2 separate regions of the Homo sapiens genome follow, and region 2 is linked to region 1. Evidence: chromatin loops called from intact Hi-C (ENCODE). Cell type or tissue: Caco-2. All regions are shown on one strand. Links, peaks and the distances in the headings refer to the core of each region. The heading gives the core; the rest is flanking DNA. Region 1 overlaps CUX1 (cut like homeobox 1). Region 2 overlaps LOC107986832 (a long non-coding RNA gene).

Region 1 (5,375 bases), core at 152-5,151:
TTGGATATGTGCTTACATAAGAAAGGGAGATTCACCAAGTGAACCATGCATAGCATCTCTTAAATCTGTATCATGGAATTCGTGATTGGGCCTCTCTTTCATATCAGGCAACATACATGTGATGTACATACCTGTAGCTTCCGGGAAAGGGAAGGAAGTAGAGATGACATTGTCTGTTACTCGTTTGTATGTGTGTGTGCGTATTTAAGTAAATATGTGTGTGCATAGGGACATGTCACATGCATGTGTGGCACATTTATAGGATGAAGAGGTGTCTAAAAGACATTGAGGAAACTCAGTGAAGGAGTTCTGCCGGCGGGCGTGAGGACCACGCTAAAAGATGCCGGTTGTGCTTTGTGTCTAAGCTGAAAGCATGGATATCATTTTATAAAAGTAAAATTATATTGGCCAGGCGTGGTGGCTCATGCCTGTAGTCCCAGCACATTGGGAGGCCGAGGTGGGCGGATCACCTGAGGTCGAGAGTGTGAGACCAGCCTGACCAACATGGAGAAACCCCCATCTCTACTAAAAATACAAAAAATTAGCCAGGCATGGTGGCACATGCCTGTAATCCCAGCTACTCAGGAGGCTGAAGCAGGAGAATCACTTGAACCTGGGAGGCGGAGGTTGCAGTGAGCCAAGATCATGCCATTGCACTCCAGCCTGGGCAACAAGAGCAAAACTCCATCTCAGAAAAATAAAAAAAAAAAGTAAAATTATATTGTTATTGACGGTCTCTTTGTTCGAGTAAGCCGTCTCTGGATATATCATTGTATGGTGTATTCATGCCAAGGATTTGGTGTGAGTCTTGAAGCATTCACACCAAATTGTGGCCAAGCCCAGCACTGAGAGCGCAGTGGGCGTTCGGAGGACACGTTTGGATTTTGTGATCCTCTGCCTGGCAGGAGCTGCTCAGCCCCTACAGCCCCTTCCCCGAGACCACCAATGCGTTTCTCTTCAGTTTTGCTATTCTCATACGCTGGTGATGGGATTTTGGAGACAAACATGGTCTCTTCTGCTTGCTTGCTTGCTTATTTATTTATTTTTCCTCCCAGGTTCAAGTGATTCTCCTGCCTCAGCCTCCCAAGTAGCTGGGATTACAGGTGTGCGCCACCATGCCCAGCTAATTTTGTGTTTTTAGTAGAGACGGGTTTCACCGTGTTGGCCAGGCTGGTCTTGAACTCCTGACCTCAGGTGACCTGCCCACCTTGGCCTCCCAAAGTGCTGAGATTACAGACATGAGCCACCGCGCCTGGCCTTCTGCCTTTTTTGGTGAACTCCCTGTGGGTGGGAGAACTACCCGGTGGAGTCGGTACCTAACCAGGGCAGGACACGGAGGTACACCCCTCTCATTTTCGGCAGCAGGGTGAGAGGATTTTTATTATCTTACTTAGACACTTGAATTTATTTTTTTATTTTGAGACGGAATTTCGGTCTTGTCACCCAGGCTGGAGTGCAATGGTGTGATCGCTGGTCCCTGGGTTCAAGTGATTCTCCAACCTCAGCCTCCCAAGTAGCTAGGATTACAGGCGCCCATCACCACACCTGGCTAATTTTTGTATTTTTAGTAGAGACGGGGTTTCACCATGTTGGCCATGCTGGTTGACGCTTGAATTTATTTATTTATTTCAGATAATTTTGGACTACAGAAAGGACTCTTTGAAAGGGTATTCTAAAATAATTTCACCCAATTAGGTTTTAAACATAGTCTGCCATATTGTTGATTTCACAGGATTTGCTTTTTTAAAAAAATGTATTTTATTTATTTAGAATTTTTCTTTAAGAGATGGGGTCTCACTCTGTTGCCCAGGCTGGAGTACAGTGGTGCGATCTCGGCTCACTGCAACCTCCGCCTCCCGGGTTGAAGCAATTCTCATGTCTCAGCCTCCCAAGTAGCTGGGACTATAGGTGCGTGCCACCATGCCTGGCTAATTTTTGTATTTTTAGTAGAAACGGGGTTTCACCATGTAGGCCAGGCTGGTCTCGAACTCATGACCTCAAGTCATGCACCTGGCTTGGCCTCCCAAAGTGCTAGGATTATAAGCGTGAGCCACTGTGCCTGGCCTTCAGTAGCTTTTAAAGGTTGTAGCTGAAGATTTTGTACTTGTCACATGGGGGAATATGATAATGAAAGCAGAAGATAGACTAGTCACTCTACTTTTCCCAGCGTCCTCTCTGACTGGACTCTTTGAAGGTACTGCCCAGGGTCATGAAGAGATGGCCCTGGCTGCTTCCAGAAGGTATACATTCCCGTGTCCACTCTGTGTCCTGGAGAGTGGGGGCGGGGGGAGGGGGTTGTCCGTCTTTGTATCTCTGTCTCTCAGTACAAATTTAATGAAGGAATGAATCAATGAATGAATGAAGCAAGCATTCCCCCAGAGAATTCTTAAATCATCTTAGCCGGTCATGGAATTTCCCAGCAAGTCAGCTTTTAGAATCCTGAAAATATTTTCAGTATTCATCTCTTTAAGGAATATATCAAAAGCAGTCAGCACCAACCACGGTTTTTCAGCTGATTCCCAAATGTGTGATAAGAAACACCTAATTCCTTGGGGGAGAAAACTTGTTCAGGTTAAATTCTTGCGGTAATCCTTACGGCCCTGTGGTGTTCGCTAAGATGTAGCAAGAATGTAAATAGCTAGGTACTTTGATCTACCTCAAATACTTACTAGTTTAAACATTCTGCCATTCTGCCGTCATACCAAAAAAAAAAAAAAAGCACCATCCCAGGGTTATGAATGACGTTACTGTCTTTGGACATGCTGTCTTGTGTGGCTGAGACGTAGATCAAGAGAAATTTGTAAGAAAGACAATAAGGTACAAAAATCGCCGAAGCTAATGTCAAGATGGAGATAAATAGATCTATATTTGCCATATATGGTAGTAAAAGAAAAGTCTGTGCAAATTTGCTCGACATTTATGGACTTCTATGATTCATCTACCAGGGCCAGCAGCTCCAGCCAAGAGATATAGAATGTCTTCAACTGTATTTCTTTCCTAAATTGTTTCATTACAAAGAAGCCATGTTGTGTATTCAGAAGAAAATTCCAGGACCGCATGAAAGTCACTATTTGGGAACAGGCCTGAGAAAGCTTGCTTAGAGGAATTCCAAAAGTATTCAAAAGGCAGTTATTGACCAAACACATAATAATTCTCTAAGCATCAACAATTTTCCATAGATCCAAGCTCACATATACAGCGTATTTTCTGTGGCTAGTCACTCCAGAAATAGAGGGTTCTCTGCTTTCTTGACTGATTGACTCATATGCAAACGCTTCTCATTTCATTTTGTTATTTTTTTGAGAAAGGGCTTGTTCTGTCTCCCAGGCTGGAGTGCAGTGGCACAGTCACGGCTCACTGCACCCTCGACCTCTCTGGGCTAAGCCATCCTTCCACCTCAGCCTCCCGAGTAGCTGGGACCATAGGCACACACCACCATGCCTCGCTAATTTTTGTATTTTTTGTAGAGACAGGGTCTCGCCATGTTGCCCAAGCTGGTCTCGAACTCCTGGGCTCAAGCAATCCTCCCACCTCAGCCTCCCAAAGTGCTGGGATTATAGGCATGCATCAACATGCCCAGCCTGTTTTTTGTTTTAATCTGTTATTGAGTAAGGTGCAATTTGTGGCTCCATATACAGGGACAGGTTGCAAAACAGGTACTGAGCCGTGTGTATCCTTCAGGTCCAAGCAGCTTCTAAACTGTGTCTATCTCTGTTCAGGTCCCTGGAACTCTCCTGGGCAGCAAGCTCACAAGAGACCGACCTCTGTGGCCTTCGAAGCGGGTTGCTGTTAGACACACCTTTTAGAAGCTACATTCATAGTATCTCAAAAGACAGACATAAGGGGTACTCGGTATGGCCACCACTCACTCCCACAACACAGCCACCATTTCCCACCCAGAATTTCCTGTGAAATGTGCTCATTTTAAAACAGCACACATCCTGAGAATTGCAAAGTTGGGCATAGAGATCAATACAAATTAGACTTCTTTTTAGATACGCTCTACGCTCTGCAGAGCCCTCTGGGGTCTCCAAGGGCTGGGACCTGCTGGATAAAACTGGATGAAACTAAGTTGCTGCTTCTTTGGTGCCCTTGAATGGACTTTCTTGGCTGCAGTGACGTTAGGTCCGCTTCCTAGCCGCGTGCTGCTCTGCCATCGGGGATGCTAAAGTCGGGGAGGGCCAGGAAGCCTTTCTTTGCTTGGAAGTTTTTGTTTCTCCTTCGCCTGCTAGGTTGGGATAATCCGTTGGGAAGTCTCTGAGCGTCTTTAAACATAAAATCTAGTTTCAAAGGTTTAAATTCCCAAGTTGCCCCCTAAGTTACATGTTGCTTAGGCTTGGTTGCTATCTGTATGGTATAAATAATTCCATTTAGAAATTAAGAAATTATGGGCTGCATTTTTGATGCCAGTGGCTCTGTAGTATCCCCCAACCACCAAAAAAAAAAAAAAAAGAAAAAAAGCATCTAAAAATTGTGAGGTTACCGCTTAGCTCTGTCTTTCTGGCTGCACATGGGTTACCAGGTGCCTTGCCAAGACCCTGCCTCCGTGTCCACCATGCTTTGTGTCTGCAAGTAGATTTACCCATCGTTCATTATTAATTATTCCTCTGAGCAGCTCTGTGAAGCTAGTAAATATTAATAAACAATATGTGCTGATTATGAACCTAAGACAAAAGGATGTCTTTTTCAAGCTGCTTAATTTTAGGTAAACTAGTTGCACACAAGCGATGAATAAACGTGAAGTCAGGCATCCAGGCGGTGAAACAAAATCAAACTGGAACTGCAAAAGGAGAGTGCCTGAGATCTGATTTTATTTTATTTTTGGGATGGAGTCTCACTCTGTCACCCAGGCTGGAGTGCAGTGGCGTGATCTCGGCTCACTGCAACCTCCGCCTCCCAGGTTCACGCAATTCTCCTGCCTCAGCCTCCCAAGTAGCTTGGACTACAGGCACACACCACCATGCCCAGCTAATTTTTGTATTTTAAGTAGAGACGGGGTTTCACTGTGTTGGCCAGGCTGGTCTCGAACTCCTGACCTCAGGTGATCTACCCACTTCAGCCTCCCAAATTGCTGGGGTTACAGGTGTGAGCCACCGCATCCAGCCGAAAGGATACAGTTTATTTAAAGACAAAGGAAAAAGAAAAACCATAATTGTGTTCACTTAGAAACATCTCCCATTTCATACTGATGTCTTTCCTGGTGGTGGTGTCCAAATGCTTATATGTGTGTGAGATTCATTGTTACCATGTTGGGATCAGACTGTAAACAAGCTTTATAAAAGTTCGTGGCTCCTTTCACTCATCCACCCGCTATGCATCGTCCAGATCTGAGTTCACGTGCTCCTTCCCCAAAGGAGCCTTCTCTCCTGTCTAGG
Region 2 (5,375 bases), core at 311-5,310, 430 kb before region 1:
TGAGTTTAGGCTCTGGATTGGTCGGTTTGCATACCAAAGGCGTGCTAGCGCTCGCAGGAAAGTTGTTTACCATCTCTAGGAATTCACTAGCGCTGGAAGGAGCAGTCTCTCCAGGATTAGCAAGGCCCCCAGAAGTCAAAGCATCATAAAGTACAGAAAATTTAAACAAATATTACTGATACGAGCTATCTTCTACAATGTGCCGTACGCATTGAACCAACAGTTGATGCACCGTATCCCAGTAGCTGGAATTGAAATTTTCCCAAAGCAAGGACTGACCCCTCCCAAATCACTCCCAGTGACCCCAGTGGCACCAGACAGCCCGATTTTCCAGTTGCCAGAGAAACACTTCCATTAGAAAATTCACTGAAATGGGCCAAGTGCAGTGGTTCACAGCTGTAATCCCGGCACTCTGGGAGGCCGAGGCCAGTGGATCGCTTGAACCCAGGAGTTTGAGACCAGCATGGGCAGCATGGTGAAACCTCATCTCTACCAAAAAAAAAAAAAAAAAAAAAAAAAAAACCAAAAAGTTAGCTGAGTTGTAGTGGTGTGCATCTGTGGTCCATGCTACTTGGGAGACTAAGGTGGGAGGATTACCGAGCCTGGGAGGCAGAGGTTGCAGTGAGCCATGATGGCACCACTGCACTCCAGCCTGGGTGACAGAGTGAGACCTTGTCTCCAAAATAAATAAATAAATAATAAAACCATGAAAAGTTCCTCTGAACCTGCATCTGTACATGTGTAAATGTTATCTGTCACTTTGGGTTTCTTGTGCCGATGAAATAGAATTCAAAGGAAGGAGCTGCCATACTAATGGGGGTCATTACTGAGTATTATGAGGGGTATGGATGGCTGCTGCACAGTGGAGGTAGGGAGGAGTCTGTCTGGAACATGGGGTTTTACCAGGACCCCAGGAGCCCAGCAGACCATGAGGATCTTGGTGCATTCGTGCCTGGCGATAACGGTAAACAGGGGGCAGTCATGCCTGGCAGAGAACAGGCAACCAAAGGCTGGGGTCCCTCAGGGATGAGGGCCTGGGTCACCCCAGCAGGCAAGAGCCTTAGACCATCTGAAGTGCTGGCTCAGGGTGAAGGAAATCTTGCATGGGTTCTCTCTAGAGGGGACTGATGACAAGTATTAATTATGGTCTTGGGACCAGCTGCAGCTGCCCAGAATGTAGCTCATTCCAACACATCTTTGTATTCACTCTCTCTGTAGGTCATGCCTGTCCACTCTCCCGAAGACTCAGTGCCACCATGGACTTGGGGTGGGCACACGTGGATCTGAGTGGTGCAAGGGGTGGACTGTGGCAGACACTTTCTGGTGCTCTGTGTCACTTTCCATTAATTTCCTTCTGATTTCTGCAGCAGCAGTGGTGGTCAGTTACGGGCAAGCACAGGCATGCAGGGAGTGTCCCACATCAAGCATGTGACAGCATCTTTTCCCTCTCTGGCTCAGGGTCCTTTCAACAACAAGGGTCTGTTGAGGCTATGAGCAAGCTCTGTCCAGGATTGTGAGGAAGTCAGTGTCCTCAAGGGACACCCTCTACCTCTCGGGGGGTGGAGGAACAGGTGGATACATGCTCCAGGCTCCTTCTTGCAGAAGGACAATTCTGGGAGACATTCTGTACTCTTTGCAAGGGTTCCTACAGAATCAAGCCCCCTTTGCTGAAGCAGCGACCTTGATAACTCACCCTGACACCAGCTTTTCCTCTTTCCCTTTAACACTCTTTTTTTCTTCTGTCTGTTCCTTGAGGTGCCTCCCAAATAAACTCCCAACTCCCAAGACCTTGTCTTAGGTTCTGCTATGAAGGCCCCCAAACAAAGACACCCCCGTGTTTTTGTTTGTTTGTTTGTTTGTGACGGATTTTCACTCTTGTCGCCCAGGCTGGAGTGCGATGGCAGGATCTTGGCTCACTGCAACCTCCGCCTCCCGGGTTCAAGCGATTCTCCTGCCTCAGCCTCCCAAGTAGCTGGAATTACAGGCATGCGCCACCAAGTCCAGCTAATTTTGTATTTTTTAGTAGAGACGGGGTTTCTCCATGTTGGTCAGGCTGTTCTCAAACTCCCGACCTCAGGTCATCCGCCTGCCTCAGCCTCCCAAAGTGCTGGGATTATAGGCATGAGCCACCACACCTGGCCTGTTTGTTTGTTTTTTGAGGCAGGGTCTTGCTCTGTTGCCCAAACTGGAGTGCACTAGTGCAATCATAGCTCACTGCATCCTTGACTTCCCAAGTTCAAGTGATCCTCCCACCTCAGCCTCCTGAGTAGCTGGGACTACACGCATGCATCATCATGCCTAGCTAATTTTTTGTTGAGATGGGATCTCACTATGTTGCCCAGGCTGGTCTAAAACTCCTGGGCTCATGGCCAGGTGTGGTGGCTCATGCCTGTAATCCTAGCACTTTGGGAGGCTGAGGCGGGTGGTCACTTGAGGTCAGGAGTTCGAGACCAGCCTGGCCAACATGGCGAAACCCCGTCTCTACTAAAAATGCAAAAAAAATTAGCTGGGCATGTGGTGCATGCCCGTAGTCCCAGCTACTTGGGAGGCTGAGACAGGAGAATCACTTGAACCCGGGAGGCAGAGGTTGCAGTGAACTGAGATCGCACCACTGCACTCCAGCCTGGGTGACAGAGCAAGACACCATCTCAAAAAAATAAAAATAAAAAGTAAAACTCCTGGGCTCAAGTGATCCTCCTACCTCAGCTTTCCAAAGTGCTAGGATTGCAGGCATGAGCCACCGTGCCTAGCCAAAGACACCCTGTAATCAAGCAGTCCTGGTGGAAGGGCTGGGGTGGCCCAGGGCAGCAGGTGTCTGGCCAACAGTTTCTAGTGTTTTGTGACTGCTACTTACTGACACACATAAAAGAGACAGTCATACTGGTGTGTACTGGTGGAATGTCGACTCTTATCTTCAACAGTGCCAAAGTTCAGGGTTTAGTAAAAGTATTTAAACAGGGCGTGGTGGCTCACATCTGTAATCCCAGAACTTTGGGAGGCTGAGGCAGGTGGATCATGAGGTCAGGAGATTGAGATCAGCATGGTTAATACTGTGAAACCCTATCTCTACTAAAAATACAAAAAATTAGCTGGGTGTGGTGGCACATGCCTGTAGTCCCAGCTACTAGGGAGCTGAGGCAGGAGAATCGCTTGAACCTGGGAGGCAGAGGTTGCAGCGGGCTGAGATCATGCCATTGCATTCCATCCTGGGTGACATAGCAAGACTCTGGCCCTCCCCGCACCCCCCGCAAAAAAAAAAAAAAAAGTACTTAAACTGGGCCTGGTGGCTCACATTTGTAATCCCAGCACTTTGGGAAGCTGCAGCAGGAGGATAGCTTGGGCACAGAAGTTGGAGACCAGCCTGAGGCAACATAGTGAGACCCTCCATCTATACAAAAATTACAAAAATTAGCCAGGCATGGTGGCATGTACCTGTAGTCCCAGCTACTTGGGAGGCTGAGGTGGGAGGATTGCTTGAGCCAAGGAGGTCGAGGCTGCAGTGAGCCATGATTGTGGCACTGCACTCCAGCCTGGACAAGAGTGAGACCTTGTCTCAAATAAATAAAAATAAAAAACAGTATTTACAGGTCTGAGAACCGCGCAGGTCAAGCCATTCATAACTAGTTCTTTCATGTATTCATAACATTCCAAGACAAAACCTCCATTTAGGTGATTATCTGAATGGCTGGGGCCTATGCCACTGGTATACAGAGTATGCCACTTGGTAAGTGGTCTCTCTTTTCCTAAATGGGGCTTCAGCCAGAAATTTGTCTTGTTTGGTTTTGTAGGGTGGTCAGATTGTGCCAAGCATTACATATGATGCTTGAGTCATAATCACGTTGATAACAGAAAAAGAAACCATTTATGGGCCCTTCCTGTACTAAGCACTTCATATGCAGGATCTTGTATGCCTCAGAATTACCCTCCATGGTAGCTATTGCTGTTACTTCCAATTTCTTGATGAGGACACTGGCTCAGAGAGGTTAAGTAACTTGTCTGGGGTCACTCAGCAGTTAGGTGACAGAGCTGGTATTCTTGCCCTCTCCCTGGGCTGTTTTCTTAGTAGCACCTGTGAGCTCCCGCCTGGAAGAGATGCAGTCATTTCCGCTCACATCCTATTGGCTGGAACTGGTCACATGACCCCAGGTGAATTGGGAAGGAGGCTGGGAGGTAGAGAAGCACGTGGCTAACTGGTGAACATTTGCAGCTCAGCATCAGATACAGCCGGGTGCAGGCAGGGCTCTGTGAGATGTGGTCATCTCTGCACATTGATTGCCATGCAAGGCTTGACTCAGAGCATCTGTTGGCCTGTGTCTGCTTCTCCAACCTGTGCACGCACAAATGGGACCAGCCCTCGGCATCTCTGAGAGACTAGAAGAGGCCTTGAACTCCACTTGGGATCAGCTCTTCCGAACGCAGATTAATTGCTGTTGATGTTCTTTGGACATAATTTTCCGCGAGACAGGATCATTTGGAAACCCATAAATACACATTCAGATGCACGTGATGGATAAGAAACTCGGCTCCAACGAGTCATTTGAGCTGCCATAAATCTTGTTTGCATTTTCTTCCCTGGTGCCTGTAAATCAGGCCCTATCTCCGCCTTCTGGGTCCTGGTGGCCCCTACCTGCCATCCATTACACTGCAGGTGGGGCATCTGACAGTCAGCCCCACACGCCGCCCTCATGCCCTACGCACATCCATCACGTGGCCAACCCTGCATCCTGCCACCCTCCTGGGGGGCCAAGGTTCCCTGAAGTTTTACTTGTCTCTCGTGCTTTTCTGAATAGCAGTTGTCCCCTACCCCCAAAATCACAGATTACACAAGCCTGATTGGGTTTTAACGACATGCAAGTTTTAAAAGCAAACTGGAGAGAGCTGCTCCTGGGTTTCTACCTTCTCCTTGGCCTGTGCCCCTGTGAGCTGTTTTGTTTTCAACAAGCCAACCATGCAAAGAGCAGGCAAAACCTCACGGGGTTTGGAATCAGACGCGGTGGGCTGCAATGGTTCTGTAATTAAGAGATTTCAGCCGAGTTCTTTCTCTGGGCCTCAGCGTGCTCATCTGCAGGATAGAGATAACAAACCCTACTTCCTCAGATTGTATCTCAGTGTAATAATACTCAGGTAATCGACGTAAGAGAAACCCCCAAAACTCAGTTGCTTAACCCAATGTACAGGTTTGATTTTTGCCCCATGCAAAATCCAGTATGGCAGCTTCCTTCTCTCTTACAGCTTTGTTTTCTGGAGTGGATATTCCTCTAAGATCACCGCGGCAGGAGAGGAGAGAGACAGAAAGAGGACCTTGGCTCCTAACTGCTCCAGTCCAGAAGAGATGCAGTCACTTTCTGCTCACATCCTATTGGTTGGAACTGGCC

The links. A loop is a pair of places that touch in the nucleus more often than their neighbours do. Peaks named below come from ENCODE experiments on the same cell type or tissue, not always from the same donor. Only the 100,000 strongest peaks of a DNase experiment are listed, where the experiment ranks them.
Region 2: a loop joins it to region 1, with 11 times the contacts of the local background. A loop is called at or near these places in 1 of 110 quality-filtered maps.

What each region holds. Positions count from the first base shown.
Region 1 is chr7:102,010,423-102,015,797 of GRCh38, forward strand. All of the region lies in intron 2 of CUX1 (cut like homeobox 1), which reads left to right. Among named protein-coding and RNA genes, the nearest start is that of CUX1, 200 kb to the left of the region's middle. In Caco-2, for the core only: no CTCF peak of the experiment used is centred there; DNase peaks (open chromatin) are centred at 2,229, 2,599 and 2,920; H3K4me3 peaks cover 378 bases.
Region 2 is chr7:101,582,175-101,587,549 of GRCh38, forward strand. It overlaps LOC107986832 (a long non-coding RNA gene), which reads left to right. Exons shown (of 3, transcript XR_001745314.2): 2 at 5,233-5,375. Among named protein-coding and RNA genes, the nearest start is that of LINC01007, 16 kb to the left of the region's middle. In Caco-2, for the core only: no CTCF peak of the experiment used is centred there; DNase peaks (open chromatin) are centred at 2,967, 4,137 and 4,557.